2 separate regions of the Mus musculus genome follow, and region 1 is linked to region 2. Evidence: chromatin loops called from intact Hi-C (ENCODE). Cell type or tissue: left cerebral cortex. All regions are shown on one strand.

What was found. Hi-C counts contacts between places; a loop is a spot of excess contacts. Peaks named below come from ENCODE experiments on the same cell type or tissue, not always from the same donor. Only the 100,000 strongest peaks of a DNase experiment are listed, where the experiment ranks them.
Region 1: a loop joins it to region 2, with 2.2 times the contacts of the local background. A loop is called at or near these places in 2 of 42 quality-filtered maps.

What each region holds. Positions count from the first base shown.
Region 1 is chr11:116,451,983-116,459,982 of GRCm38, reverse strand. Qrich2 (glutamine rich 2) reads left to right here and starts at 5,636. Exons shown (of 14, transcript NM_001033267.2): 1 at 5,636-5,918; 2 at 6,330-6,444. The coding sequence starts at 6,400. In left cerebral cortex, no CTCF peak of the experiment used is centred here; no DNase peak of the experiment used is centred here.
Region 2 is chr11:116,103,919-116,111,918 of GRCm38, reverse strand. Trim47 (tripartite motif-containing 47) reads left to right here and starts at 1,684. Exons shown (of 6, transcript NM_172570.5): 1 at 1,684-2,385; 2 at 3,558-3,653; 3 at 3,911-4,141; 4 at 4,297-4,495; 5 at 4,916-4,987; 6 at 5,278-6,169. The coding sequence starts at 1,699. The coding sequence ends at 5,918. In left cerebral cortex, CTCF peaks have their summits at 645 (motif pointing left) and 4,627 (motif pointing right); DNase peaks (open chromatin) are centred at 1,584 and 3,068; H3K4me3 peaks cover 2,272 bases; H3K27ac peaks cover 2,710 bases.

The sequences.
Region 1 (8,000 bases), 350 kb before region 2:
AAGTCCAGGATCTTGAGGGAGAGTCCCCTGGATCTTGCAGAAAAGACTTCATCACAAAAGGCCTCTGTAAGAGGCAGCGGGACAGAGAACAGCTATATGGAAGGACATAGTACGTATGGAAGGAAGGTTGTAAGTTCAAGGCTGACCTTGGGGGTTGTCATAAAAAGCAAGTTCAGGGGTTGTGGCTGTAGCTTAGTTGGTAGAATGCTTGCTGCTCATGCACAAAGGGCTGAGATCAGCCCCCCAGCACAGATGAAGTGGGCATGGGGTGATTGCTGTAATCTCAGCACTCCAGAGACGGAGGCAGGAGGATCAGAAGTTTGTTATTGTCAGCTACATAGGGAATTCAAGTCTCTGTCTTAAAGCAAACAACAACAACAACAACAAAATCTAGCAGGCTGGTAATCCCAACTATTGAAGCAGAAAGACCAACAGCTGAAGGCTTGCCTAGGCTACAGCATGAGTTCAATTTATGGAGACCCTGCCTTGAGATAAAGAGTAAAACCAAAGGGCTTGGAATATGGCTTAGTAGTAGAGGAGCTAACATTTGCAAGGCCCAGGTTTATCCCCAACATCCACCCATCTCTCTCTCTCTCTCTCTCTCTCTTTTCTCTCACACACATAGGCACACACTCACACACAAATATAACAAAATCACACACAAACACGCGTGCGCACACACACATACAGGGTTGCTTCACTGCAACAGTCTTAAATCATCCCAGTCAAGTATCCAAGACGGCCTTCCGTTCAGCTTCTTAGTGGTTGTAATCAGTTTCCCTTTCTCGTTACCCAGAGCTCGGATTCGTCCACAGCAACCGTTGGCAAGCACAAATTTACCTCAAGTGACCTCCTTCCGAGTGGAATGTTTCTCAGAGCTGCTGACCAGGCTCTGGATTCCACTGGTGGTATAGAAAGAATCTCCAGCAGAGATCAAAGCAGATCTACTACTGCATTTCGGGATATGGCCCGTGAGCCATCCCAGGTCATATCCGAGACAGATCGCCAGACATATGCAAGAAGAGATGAGCAACTCCCTGGTCAGACTCAACGTGGTGGGATACCCAGGACGGAACCATTTGGCATGGATCAGCCTAGATTGATAGACGCTGTGATGCCCACCACTACGGGTCAGCTTGGTGTAAAGCCCCCCGAAATGTATGGCCAGGAATTAGTACCTGTTGATAAAGCTCAGAGTGGTGGGCTGCCACCATCAGGACCTGACAAGGAACTGAAAAAACTGAGTACAATCCAGCTTGGTACAGTTCCACCTAGCACGTATCAGCAAGGCATGATGCTTCCTGGAATGGACCGAGAGGGCACGGAACAGGCTGCTGTGCGTGACAGTGGTCAGGGACCATGGCCCACGGCTCAGCAAGGGTTGATAGCAGTAGGCGTAGATCAGCATGGATTGCCGATACCAGGCACAGGCCAGCAAGGACTGCCCCCACAACATATGGATCAGCGGGGTTTGGTAACACCTGGTACAGACCAACGTGCATTCTCTCCATCTCTTTCAGATGAACGTACCTTGGTGTCACTTGGTTTGATGCAAGTTAGTACAGATCAACAAGGTTTTAGACAGTCCAGCTTAACGTCACGCTTTATACAACCTGGTGCAGAACAGCTCAGGGTAGAGCAGCGTGGTGTAGCGCAGCCTGGTTTAGATCGGCGCAGTTCAGTGCCTGTAGGGACAGAACGGCGGGCTTCATTGCAGGCTCTTGCAGAGAAACGTAGTTCAGTGCCCATTGAGGTAGAACAGCAGAGTCTGGCACAGTCTAGGGCAGGTCAGCAAGGTTTAGGACAACCTAGCACAGTTTCGGGTGGTTTGATACAGCCTGGCACAGACCAACATTTGGTGCCTCCTGGTGTAGATCAGCCTAGCTTGATTCAACCTGGTGCATTTCCACTTAGTTTGGCACAACTTGGTGCAGATCAGCAAGGTCTAATACAAACAGACACAGGGCAGCCTGTTTGGGTTCAACCAAGCACAGATCAGAGTGGCGGGGTACAGCCTGGTGCATATCTGCCCGGTTGGGTACAGCCTAGTGTAGATCAACGTGACTTAGTACAAGTTGGAATGGATCAGCAGGAGCTGAGACAACCTGGTGCAGTTCAGCCCGGGCTGGTGCAGCCAGGTGCATATGCACCTGGGTTGATGCAAGTTGGTGCAAGTCAGGATGGTTTGCTTCAACCTGGAATGGATCAGCTTGGTCTGGTACAGCCTGGTACAGCCTGGAGTTTGGTGCAGCCTGATGTAGATCAGCTTGATATGGCACAACCACATGGAATTCTGCCTGGCCTGGCACAACCACGTGGAGTTCTGCCTGGCATGGTCCAACCAGGTGCAGTTCAGCCTGGTGTGTTGCAACCAGGTGCAGTTCAGCCTGGTGTGTTGCAACCAGGTGCAGTTCAGCCTGGTGTGTTGCAACCAGGTGCAGCTCAGCCTGGCTTGGTCCAGCCAGGTGCAGCTCAGCCTGGCTTGGTCCAGCCAGGTGCAGCTCAGCCTGGTGTGTTGCAAGCAGGTGCAGTTCAGCCTGGTGTGTTGCAAGCAGGTGCAGTTCAGCCTGGCATGGTCCAGCAGGGTCCAGTTCAGCCTGGTGTGTTGCAAGCAGGTGCAGCTCAGCCTGGCATGGTCCATCCGGGTGCAGCTCAGCCTGGCATGGTCCAGCCGGGTTCAGTTCAGCCTGGCATGGTCCAGCTAGGTGCAGTTCAGCCTGGCGTGTTGCAAGCAGGTGCAGTTCAGTTTGGCATGGTCCAGCCGGGTGCAGTTGAGCCTGGTGTGTTGCGAGCCGGTGCAGTTCAGCTTGGCATGGTCCAGCCGGGTGCAGTTCAGCTTGGTGTGTTTCGAGCAGGTGCAGTTCAGCCTGGTGTGTTGCAAGCAGGTGCAGTTCAGCCTGGCATGGTCCAGCAAGGTCCAGTTCAGCCTGGTGTGTTGCAAGCAGGTGCAGTTCAGCCTGGCATGGTCCAGCAAGGTCCAGTTCAGCCTGGTGTGTTGCAAGCAGGTGCAGTTCAGCCTGGCATGGTCCAGCAAGGTCCAGTTCAGCCTGGTGTGTTGCAAGCAGGTGCAGTTCAGCCTGGCATGGTCCAGCAAGGTCCAGTTCAGCCTGGTGTGTTGCAATCAGGTGCAGTTCAGCCTGGCATGGTCCAGCCTGGTATACTTCCTAGTGGTTGGGGGCAGCCTGTTGCATACTCACTTGGCTTGGGCCAACCTGGTATAGGTCAGTATGGTTTGGTTCAGCCAAGAGTTGATCGATATGGTTTTGTGCAGCCCGGTGTAGCACGTGGTTTACTCCAACCTAGTGACAGTCAGCGCGCTTTGATGCAACCTGGAGTAGGTCAAGTTGAGTGGATACAACCTGGAATGAGTCGTCGTGATTTAGTACAACCTGGTGCAGATGAGAGTGGTTTAGCCCAAGGTGGAATGGCTCAGCAGGGTTTGGTACAATCTGGCATGGCCCGGCAGGGTTTGGCACAACCTGGCATGGCCCGGCAGGGTGTGGCACACCCTGGCATGGCCCGGCAGGGTGTGGCACACCCTGGCAAGGCCCGGCAGGGTGTGGCACACCCTGGCAAGGCCCGGCAGGGTGTGGCACAACCTGACTTGGCACAACCTGGAGCACCTAGTGAGGACAAGTTTGGCTTGGCACAGCCTATAGTGGACCAGAGTGCTTTTATGCAGCCTGGCATGGACCAACGTGGCTTGGTACAGCCTAGAATGTACCAGTATGGTTTTGTGGACCCTTCTGATCTTCAGCGTAACTTCTTGCAACCCAGAGGAGTTTTGCCTAGGTTAGTCCAGCCTGTCGTGGATCAGGGTGGTCCGCTGCAGGCTGGACTGGCTCAGTCTAGGATGGTGCAGCCTATCACGGATCAGAGAGGCCCGGTGCAGCCTGAAACTCTTCAGCCTAGGCAGGTGCAGCCTAGTACAAGCCGTCGAGGCCTGGTGCAGTCTCTCCTGACTCCGTATGGCCTGATGCAGCCAGGTGCAGCTCAACTTGGTTTGGTGCAGCCTGGCATGGAGCAGCTAGGGGAAGAAAGGCGTGGCTTACTGCAGCCTGGCATGGATCAGCCTGGTTTGTTGCAGCCTGGGACAGATCAGCCTGGTTTGTTGCAGCCTGGGGCAGATCAGCCTGGTTTGTTGCAGCCTGGGGCAGATCAGCCTGGTTTGTTGCAGCCTGGGGCAGATCAGCCTGGTTTCTTACAGCCTGGGGCAGATCAGCCTGGTTTCTTACAGCCTGGGGCAGCTAGGCTGGACAGGATACAGCCTGGGATGGTTGAGCCTGGTGCAGGCCCTCAGGGTTTGGGTCAGCCTGACTTGGCCCCACCTCCTTTTATTCACCCTGGTATATTTCCTCGTGGTATATTTCAACCTGCTACACTTCCACGTGGTTTCAGACAACCCACTCCAACTCAGCCAGACTTTGTAACACCAAGCATAGACCTTCGCTTTCCAACAATGGAGGTTGAACCTCAGCAACCACAATTGCCCCAGTTATATCAGCTTCCTACAGCACTCCAAACCAGGCAAGGTATACTTCCTGAAGGGGTCCATCGGATCTCAGGTCAAAAAGCCAAGACAAGGACAGTTGAAGTTCAGTATGATATAGAAGAGGCTGGCCTGCCTGAAGAAGTCCAGAGAGTTGAGGTGGATACCCAGGTCTCTTGGGAGCTAAGTCACCTTGACTCGGCTGCCCCAACTGCCCCAGAACAAGTTATCACCGACTCCAGGACTCAGGATTCCTGGAACTATCTCCAGCAGTTCTCATCAGTAAGCGAGACTCGTCGAGAGCAGCAGCGGCAGGAGTCACTGCCTCCAAGCTTCCCCATGGCGGTGGAAACACTGCGCCTGATCGGGGAGCTCATCTCCCTCTATTTAGAACTGAAGGAACAGTTGAAAGACTTGGACGAGGAACTGGCCGGCCAGACTGACTTCGAGAAAATCCAGTACCTGATCACAATGATAGGTGAGCATCCTTTGCCACAGAGGGAAAGTAGCCTCGCTCCCTCTCTCCCTGGGGCAGAACACACTCCTACCCAGACCTGACTCCACAGGTGGCGGCGGCAGCAGCAGCCTGTGGGGAGGCCAGATGTGTATATAGCAGAGTGTGAGACCAAGCCAGCAGGATTGGGGTAGACTTGAGAGAGGCATGAAGCAGGCTTCTGGGCCTTTGTCAGGGCAGCAGAGATGAAGGTGTGCAAGGTGAGAGCATAGCACGGGGGGAGGGGGGGCGTCAGGGGGAGAGCTGCAGAACGAAGCTCACCACTACCCAGTCACAGCTCTAGTAGTAGCTAGAGATGGCAGAGGCAGCAGGAGATAGATACCTAGCAGTCAAACACCATGTTGAAAGACACGTGTCCTCTCCTCTTCTACCTCCTTGCCCAATTACTTGATCCAGTGAAAACAGGATCAAGTAATCTACTGACTTGACCTCTGGGCTCAGTTCATTATTGAAAGACTGTAAAACAGATTAAAGAGCCCAAAGGGAATCCTACTCCCTGATGCTGGCCTCCATATCCCGTAGTCAAAAAGACCATACCCCAGGACCTGGCAGAGCAGCTGAAGAGCCTAAAGACGTTGAACAAGGAAGTTCGGCAGGACAAGGCAAAAGTGCGTATGGGAGGGTCGGCTTCCGTAGTTCTAAGTTAACAATCGCGAGCACTGTTAGGAACTCTCTAGCGATGGAGGCCATTGCAGGAGGCTGCTGGGTACCCACCGCCTCACCCATGAGATAGAAGAGGGGCTGAACAAGCAGTCGGCGGCCTTCGGGAAGCCGCCACTCAGGCCTGTCTGACACCTGGCTTCCTCTATGCTTGTAGCTAGAGAAGATACAGAAGTTTGTGGACAGTGCTGCTGACACCACCGGAGGGAAGGGAGTGAAACCTAACCATCTGAGCTTGCAGCTGGGCATCCTCAGGTGACACTCCTTCGCCACCTCGGGGGTGGGGTGGTGGGGTAGGGTGGTGCATCTGGCCTCATGGTTAAGGCTCAGGTATAGAGGCAGCCTTCCACCTCCCCACATCCGGCAATGGTCATTGTCTCTCATCTGGATTGTACCGGCTCCTCAGGGTGTCCTAGTCTTTACAAGATCTGGTAGAAGGACTCCCCCCACCTCAACATTCCTAAAATGGCAGCACCAGGACTGGGAGGAACGCCAGTGTCCCTCCTTGGGCTATGACCCACCACACCACCCCCTCTCTGACTTGGGATCCCTAGACAGAGGCTCCTGGTGGCCTTATTGTGCTGTGTGTCCCACAGCCAGGCCTCTGCTCTTCTGAGCAAAGGGTTCTGGGCAGTGGTGGGACGAGCTGCTCTCTGACCGCTCCAGAGTCACCGTGTCTGACATCGAGAAGGAGCTGAACGAGCTGAGAGAGAGCCAGGACCGAGGCAAGGCCACCATGGAGAACTCTGTCTCTGAGGCGTCTCTTTACCTACAGGATCAGGTGAACAGTCTGTGGCCAAGGTCCAGGGCCCCTCCCAGGGTCAGGGTAGAGGGTTGGCAACCTAGCCCTCACCAACCTGGAGACCAGCCATGGGGGGGGGGGGTGTGGAGTCACTTTTCTGTTGCTGTGATAAAATACCATGACGAAAAGGGACTTCGAGAAGATTAGCCCTTCACGGCAAGGAAGGATAGGCAAGTCTGGCTGCCAGAGCCGGAGACTGGCAGGCTACATTTCCACCAACACAAAGGAATCAACAGCCATGGACCAAGTGTTCAAATGCACAGGCCTCGGAGGGCATCCAAAGCAGTGCAGAACAGTGGGAGCACTTGACTGCCGCTCAGCTGGGTCCGAGCAGGGGCACCAATGCAGGAGTTGAAATACAGGCTCCTCCCCTGCCTGATACAGGCTCTTCTCCTGCCCGATTCCTACTGTGTATTTCCTTTAATTTATATATCATAAAACACATCTTCAGTTCCAGCACTAGGGAGGCGGAGGCAAGCAGATCTCTGAGTTCAAAGCCAGCCTGGTCTACAGGGTGACTTCCAGGACAGCCAGAGCTGTACAGAGAAACCGTGTCCTAAAACAAACAAACAAACAAACAAACAAACAACCCAAAAGAGCAAAACAAACAAACAAAAACACCTTTTAATCATATTTTGTTATTTTTTTAATAAGTTAACATTTTACATCATTTCCTCCTTCCCTTTCTTCCTTCCCACAAGCTGTCCTATATACACTTGGTTGTTCTCTTTCAAATTCATGGCTTCTTTTTCTTCCATTCTGTGTGTGTGTGTGTGTGTGTGTGTGTGTGTGTGTGTGTGTGTGTGTAAAAATATAAAAGTGCATCCTGCTCGTTCCGTGTAGTGTTCCTCGTCCGTATGTTGTCAGGACTGGCCATTGATATTGGCATGATTCCCCTAGAGAAGACGCTCTCCTGATCTCAGTATTCCTGGCTTGCCCATACTTCTTTGTGAGGCTGAGAGGCCCCAGGAGCGCTTCCTGCCCCTCAGTAGCTTCTCTATGGTGTCAATCTTGTTTGACAATTACTTTTAGTAATGTGTGAGTGTGTGCATGCGTGAGGGGAGGAGAGTTGCTCAGGGAATTCTGAGGCACAGGACCCCTGGAGCTGGAGTTACAAGTGACCCCCTGATGTGGATGCTGGGACCTGAGCCCGGGTCCACTGGATGAGCAGCGCATGCGCTTAATCGCGGAGCCAGCTCTTCGACACTCTGTCTTTTATTTTATTGCATGCTTTGGAACTTTTGCCCTCACGTATGTGCACCACATGTGTGGAGTCCTCTTGGAGTCCCAGAAAAGGGCATCAGGTCCCCTGGAGTCATAGATGAGCCACCATGCAGGTGCTGAATCCAGGTCCCCTTAGGGAGCAGTAAGTGCCCTTAGACACTGAGCTGTCTTTCCAACTCTGGCGTCCACTTTCATTGTGACTCAAAATAATCTATTCTGTGGCCAATAGAAGGTTCTCCCTCTACCCATCAGGTGGACAGCTGGGTTGCTTCTCCTAGCTACTAGGATTCGTGCTGATGTGAACACGCGTG
Region 2 (8,000 bases):
GTCCTCAGCAGAAATAACCAGTGCTCTTAACGGATGAGCCTTGTCTACAGCCTCGCAAATGGACGTGTACACCATGGCATGGTGACACACAGATGTGATGGTGGCACTTGGGAGGGCACATGTAGGTACATGAGCAAGGTAGCTCATTTGTCACCCCGTCCCATCCCATCATCAAAGACTCCATGCTATGGTACGGCTGACCATGGCTGATGATCACTCTGACTGTCTGGGTAAGCTGTGTCAGTGTTCCCACTGAGAGAGTGCTCGCTCGCTCGGTGCCTTCAGAAGCCATCGTGCTTAGCACACAGACAAGGAGTCACTTTGGAGAGCCTACAGGAATTATTTGGGATTCTGCTGATAGTTACAGGTAACTATCACATGGGCACATGGATGCTTATTTTTTTATCGAGGGTTGTAACAACACTATTCCACCCACTTTGTTTATTCGTTTGGTTTTGGACACCATGCTCAGCCTTTAACCAGGGGCTAGAATCTAACTCAGGCCCTTACACTTTACCAACTGTGGGCTCCACTCTATAATAATAATAATAATAACAATAATAAGGGCCTGGAGAGATGGCTCAACGGTTAGGAGCACTGACCACATGGTAGCTCACAACCATCTGTAATGGGATCCAGCGCCCTCTTCTGGTGTGTCTGAAGACAGCAACAGTGTGCGCATATAAAATAACTACTAAAATAATTTTGACAATTTGATTCTACATAGTTTAAAGCTTAACATTATTGCATTATTACAATGTCAGTTTACCCGACATGGTGGCCTGCACCTGGAATCTCAATACTGGAGAAGTGGAGGCATGGGAATCAAGGCCAACATAAGCTCTGGGCTAACCAAGGCTATGTAAGAAAGACCTATCCCAGAAACAACACGAAGAAGCCATAAGCCTGTGATCCCAGCACTCAGGAGGCTGAGGCAGGAGGATGAAGAGTTCTAGGTCACTCTGGGCTACATACAGAGACTAAATCTCAAGCACAAGTCCTTGCAACTAGACGCACTGTTCTAAATGCATAGTTGGGCAGGCCTTAACCAGTGTCTCCTTTTGGGGAACTACAGGCACCCGCGAGTATCCATGAACGGAAGTAAATTCCTCAGACAAGGGATTTGTCAAGTGATGTCAGCTTCCCATTTCAGATCTAGACAAGGCTAAGTTCCCCAGCGCGGGTAAACACAGTCGCTAAGAGGTCAAAACAGACACATACCAGCAGTAAGTTTTTCTGTATGTCAGCAACTCAGGGAACTTGGCTAACTGTACCTGGGAGGGGTCTGGAGGGAAAGGCGCTGGCTACATGGCTGTGCACGCCCACCATGGCACCTGGCTGACCAGGATAGAGGATGGAGGATCGAATGTCCTCTCAGCCTCCTCCCCATGAATCCCCTCACATTCTCGCTCCGGGTCCTCTCCTTTTCACAATCCTCTGGCAGTCCCACCGCCTCCGCCCACGCTGGGTAGAAGTCTCAAGAGGGTCGTGCTCCCCTGGAGGGCTGGCCGGCCTCGCGGCGTCTGCTGACCGGTGGGTGCGGCGGTGGCGAGCCGCGCTGGGGCGAGCAGAGCTGCGGAGGGGTAGGAGGGGGCCGGACCCTTGGCCAGGGTCCCAAGGGGCGGTGCCGGGCGCGAACCGTCCCAGGTCCCTCCCAGGCGGGAGCAGCACAGGCGGTGCCCGGGTAGCGGCGGAGCCATGGACGGCAGCGGGCCTTTCAGCTGCCCCATCTGCCTGGAACCGCTCCGGGAGCCGGTGACACTACCCTGCGGCCACAACTTCTGCCTCGCTTGCCTGGGCGCTCTCTGGCCGCACCGGAGCGCGGGCGGCACCGGTGGTTCCGGAGGTCCAGCTCGCTGTCCACTTTGTCAGGAGCCTTTCCCCGACGGCCTGCAGCTCCGCAAGAACCACACGCTGTCCGAGTTGCTGCAGCTCCGCCAGGGCTCGGTCCCGGGACCCATGTCCGCCCCGGCTTCAGGATCGACCCGGGGCGCCACGCCCGAGCCCTCCGCGCCCAGCGCACCACCTCCGGCTCCGGAACCATCGGCTCCCTGCGCGCCGGAGCAGTGGCCCGCGGGTGAGGAGCCGGTGCGCTGCGACGCGTGCCCCGAGGGCGCCGCCCTGCCCGCCGCGCTCTCTTGCCTCTCCTGCCTCGCCTCCTTCTGCTCCGCGCATCTGGCCCCCCACGAACGCAGCCCCGCCCTGCGCGGCCACCGCCTGGTGCCCCCGCTGCGCCGACTTGAGGAGAGCCTGTGTCCGCGCCACCTGCGGCCTCTGGAGCGCTACTGTCGCGTGGAGCGTGTGTGCCTTTGCGAGGCCTGTGCCACTCAGGACCATCGCGGCCACGAGCTCGTGCCGCTGGAGCAGGAGCGCGCGCTTCAGGAGGTGGGGCACCTTGAGTCGACACGTGGAGATGGGTGACAGGAGGGACACTAGAGCTATTTAGTCCCTCACTCTTATCCGGGTGTGTCTGTTATATATTTGTTTTATCATTATGGCTGTGCACATGGAGATGAAGGAAGCAACTTTGTGGGGTTGGTTCTCTCCTCCTGCCTTTACATGGGCTTCATCTCTCTGACTCAATAGGCTCTGCCTTAGTTTCCTCCTCTAGCCTGAGAATCTTTGCAACCTCTTCCGGTCTACACTGTCATTTGCTGGGGCTGGTGTGGATGGAAAGAGAGTCGGGAGGGACTAGTAAGATGAAAGAGTGGCAAAAAGCCGAGAGAGAGAGAGAGAGAGAGAGAGAGAGAGAGAGAGAGAGAGAGAGAGAGCGCTTTAGCTAGATTAGTGTAAGTGTAAAGCGAGAGAGGGATCCGCATTAGGCCCTCAGAAGCCGTGGGGGTCAGGAGTCGCTGGGTGCGGGCGGGGCCCCGTAGCTGATGCCCTCTTCAATTCAGATTCGTCCTGAATTGAGTCAGCCACTTTGTATGGGTGTGGCGGGCACCAGGAGAGCGACGGAGTTTGGGCTGGTCACACAGATCTCCTCTGTCCGAATGCTCTGGGGCCGTGGGGAGCATGTGCCCAGTGTCCCGCTACCTCCCACCCCCAGTTTCCTTTGGCCTCCATCCCGGTCTTGGCGCCTCTGGCTTTGGGATTTTCCGCCTCTCCTGCCTGGAGCTGTGACTCATTAGAGCCGAGGGATTTGCCCGGAATCCCCATTTTTCAGAGCTGGATTGGGGGTGAAGGCTCTTTTGAGACTAATCCCCAGGACTATTTAGTGTCCTCTTTTCTGGTTCCGTCACGTCACACCCTACCCCACCCTCTCACACTTTGCCTCTTCCCCAGGGGGAAAACAATCCCAAATAGAGAATCATAGGTGGCCCTATACTGGCTTCTCTGGTCAACAGGTTGTCATATGCCCACAACCTGCTTCCTTGCCAGGCATTTGGAAATGGCACCAGCTTGGGCCAGAGCTGCCTTGGGGATATTCTGGGACTTCACGGCCATTTCCGTTCCCTTCATTCACAAATGTCACTACCTAGCCCCCCAAATTCTGAGATCTGATGCAGTTCCGGGGACCTTTGACAGACACCAATCTCACAAAACCTGGTCCACAGGTGGAGCAGTCCAAAGTCCTGAGCGCTGCGGAGGACCGCATGGATGAACTGGGTGCCGGCATCGCACAGTCCCGCCGTACTGTGGCCCTCATCAAGGTCCGCGCCCACCCCAATCCCCCTGTGCACCCCTGAAGCAGGCCTCTGAAATCACCACAAGCTCTCACTGTGGTGCCGCCCACTCTAGACGTGCTCGTCCCCACTAAGCAGGAACACCTTGTTTCCTGCAACCTGGCTCAGACCCAGAGCAGGCTGGGGCTGGGTGGGGGCTGGGTGGGCACAAGCAGTCAGGGACGGAGACAGCGGGCAGGCCCGGTCTTTGCCCTCACTGTTGTCTCCTCTGCTCTCTCCTGCAGAGTGCAGCTGTGGCAGAGCGGGAGAGGGTGAGCCAGATGTTTGCCGAGGCCACAGCCACCCTTCAGAGTTTCCAGAACGAGGTGATGGGGTTCATCGAAGAGGGAGAGGCCACAATGTTGGGCCGGTCCCAGGGTGACCTGCGTAGACAAGAGGAACAGCGCAGCCGCCTAAGCAAGGCACGGCACAACCTCGGTCAGGTTCCAGAGGCGGATTCAGTCAGCTTTCTCCAGGTGAGGGCGGCTCAGGAGCCATAATTGAAGAGATGGGGCGGGGTTGAGAAACAATGGCAGCCAGGATGGGTACCTGGCCTTCCAGGATAGTTGCTACCTTCCCTGGTGGCGAGACACTGTGGCCAGCAGACTTACTGGGCATTTGTCTGGCACAGGAGCTCCTGGCACTACGGCTGGCCCTGGAGGAGGGGTGCGGCCCCGGGCCTGGGCCCCCCAGGGAACTCAGCTTCACCAAGTCCTCCCAGGTGGTCAAAGCGGTGAGAGACACCCTCATCTCAGCCTGTGCCAGCCAGTGGGAGCAGCTGCGGGGGCTGGGCAGCAATGAGGATGGGCTACAGAAACTCGGCTCAGAAGGTGGGTGCTCCATTATGACTCACTTCCCCCAGATGGACCTTCCGGGCCCCCAGATCTGGTGTCCATCCAGGCATGAAGGAGGGAGAGTGGCAGGGCCGTAATCCTGCCAGGAACTGAAGCTATGCCTCCAGGGGGCAGAGGGGAGTCTTCTAACTCACCCATGGACTTTACAGAGATCAAGGCCCTGCATTCGGGGTTAGGGTTGGGGGGGGGGCGCTCAAGCACCACATCTGCAGGAGAACATGGTCGTCCCCCCCATATGGGTGTCTGTCACCAGGTGGCTGGGGGCTTTGGGAGGAGGGAAGGGTAGGAGGGAATTAGATCCACAGGCAGGGGTGGGGCACTACCAAGGGTAGTCCTGCAGCCACAGGTATTCTAGAGAGATGGCTTTTCCACCACCTCTTCCCTCCCCTGCAGCAGATGTGGAGTCCCAGGACCCTGACAGTACCAGCCTGCTGGAGAGTGAGGCCCCCAGGGATTACTTCCTCAAGTGTAAGTAGCCAGCCTGCTGCTACCAAGGGGCAGGCTTAGCTGCTAGGCTTCAGAAACAGGGTCTGGGAGGGACCACAGAGCTTGGGAGCCCTCTCCTTAGTCTCTGGGGCGAACAAGGTCATCTCCATGGGTGGTCTCCATTAGTTCTGAGTCTCACCAGTCCTAAAGAAGGGACTTGGCTGTGTTTGGGGGAGGGTTAGCTGGGGCGGGGGTGGGGGTGGGGTGCCGGGGAACAATCTCTAAATTGAGCCTGGCTGTGATCTGCGTCTCTCTCCCGTCCCTGGGGTCAGTTGCCTACATCGTGGACCTGGACAGCGACACCGCGGACAAGTTCCTGCAGCTTTTTGGAACTAAAGGTGTCAAGAGAGTACTGTGTCCCATCAACTACCCGGAGTCACCCACCCGCTTCACACACTGCGAGCAGGTGCTAGGAGAGGGCGCCCTGGACCGGGGCACCTACTACTGGGAGGTGGAGATCATCGAAGGATGGGTCAGTGTGGGAGTCATGGCCGAGGGCTTCTCCCCGCAAGAGCCCTATGACCGGGGCCGGCTGGGCCGCAATGCACACTCATGCTGTCTGCAGTGGAATGGGCGTGGCTTCTCAGTCTGGTTCTGCGGGCTGGAGGCCCCGCTACCCCATGCCTTTTCGCCTACAGTCGGGGTCTGCCTAGAGTATGCAGACCATGCCCTGGCCTTCTATGCTGTCCGAGACGGAAAGCTGAGCCTTCTTCGGAGGCTCAAAGCCTCCCGGCCTCGCCGCAGCGGTGCTCTGGCCTCCCCCACTGACCCTTTTCAGAGTCGCCTGGACAGCCATTTTTCCGGGCTCTTCAACCACAGGCTCAAGCCTGCCTTCTTCCTGGAGAGTGTGGACGCCCATCTGCAGATTGGACCTCTCAAGAAATCGTGCATAACCGTGCTGAAGAGGAGGTGATGCACGCCCGGCTGGGTCATCCTGTGGCGCCGTTGCCCATATTTGCTAGGGGAAGGCACTAGCCTCAGAGACTCCCACACTCCTAGCCACCTCACTTCTTGAGGCCTTCTAGACCTTCCACTTTGCAGGACTTGTTTTGAGAACAGATCTTTAGCTGGGACAACTCCAGTCTGCCCCAGCCCCTTCTTTTCCAGGTCTCTAGAACTACCTGGCACACAGTAGGTGCTCAATAAACATTTGTTAAATGAATGATTCCCCCTTTCATTCCTCATCTTCCAGAAACTCCTATGACTTCTCAGCATTCAAGATCTGGGGATAGGGGCAGGCAAGATGGCTCTGCCAGTAGAGGTGCTTGCGGCCAAGTTTTAGGACTGGAGTTTGACGCCTGGGCCATACATAGTAGAAAAAGAGAACTGCCTCGCCGGGCGTGGTTGGCACACACCTTTAATCGCAGCACTTGGGCTGCAGAGACAGGCAGATTTCTGAGTTCCAGGTCAGCCTGGTCTACAAAGTGAGTTCCAGGATAGCCAAGGCTACACAGAGAAACCCTGTCTCCAAAAACACACACAGAGAAAGAGAGAGAGAGAGAGAGAGAGAGAGAGAGAGAGAGAGAGAGAGAGAGAGAGAGAGAGAGAAGAGAACTGCCTCTTGCAACTTGTTCTCTGACTCTGCCCTGGTGCCTAAGCCACAAGCACAGGCAGGCACTCATGCATACACAGTAAATAGATACAAATAAGTGCAACACAGAGCAAAACAGATGAGGGCTGGGAGATAGCACAGCTGATAAAGCGCTTGCTACAGAAGATCAAGAGGACCTGAGTTCGAGCCCCTAGAAAGAATCATACCTTTTTCATACATTGAAAAGAATGTAATGTCCACATTGGAGAAAGAGAGGGGGAGGAGGGAGGGGGGAGGGAGGGAGAGAGAGAGAGAGACAGGTCACTGGGGCTCACTGGGTACTAGCCTAAAGTAATAGGTGAGCTTCAGGTAAGAAATAATTTCTGAATATGACATCTGAGACCTTACACACACACACACACACACACACACACACACACACACATCAAAACAAACAAAAATGAAACAAAAAAAAAAAACAAAACAAAAAGTCAGAGTGAGCAGGCAGGAGAATAAGATTCCCTGACTCAGGAGGAAGGACCTACCTGTGTCCTGTCCTTCAGCAGCACCCTGGCTCTAGGTAAGATAAGTATTTCTCATCCTTGGTGCCACAAGCCAATTCTGGACTTACTTTGAGTGTACTGTATCCAGAATTAAACACAGAAGTCACACACCCAAAGCCAAGAGCTGAGCAGGGTGCTTGGGTGTGGGAGAGAAATGCAAAGACAACCTGAGCTTTCATGCTCTCGCGCTCGTGCGCGAGCACACACACACACACACACACACACTCCACCCTGGGTGTGCGTGGAAATGAAAAAACATCTACAATAAAGGGGTCTGTGTCCTCTGTCGTCGCACCTGTGACACAGCACTTTTCCAGTGCCTTGGGAGAGCCTCTGGCTGGTTTCCAGGAAGGCTCAGCGCCCTCCACCACCCCAGAAACTCGCCACCCTGTCTGGGATAACCTGGGGCTACAGAAGGAGGCTGAATTTCCAGGCCAGTTCCCTCTCTAGATTCTCTGTGCCCCAGATGTCTCCCAGGGGGGTAAGGGGCAGCCAGAGAGGCCTCCCAGCAGCTATCCAAGGTCAGACAGGACAATGGGTGAGTTATGCAGCCAGACAGCAAGGCCATACAAGTCCAGCCCCAGCCGCCTAAACTGCTAAAAATAACCCCTCCCACAGAGCCTGCCTGGCCCCGGGCAGGGCAGCCGGGCCAGGATGTTTTTTTTCCGGGTGGGGCCTCCCTGCTCCTGCTGGGTTGTGTTCTCAACCCTGTTCCCATGGCAGCCACAGGTCCCACAGGTCCCTCTGCATCCAACCAAGGGACTGTCAGGAGGCTGTTCCACCATCCCACTCAATGGGCAGCTGGGGCTTCCTAGAGTCTTTTTCTCACCTGCAAACAGCCTCCGTCCTCCACAGAACCCTGGCATCCCTAGACCACCTGTGTTGTCTTGCCCCCCCCCCC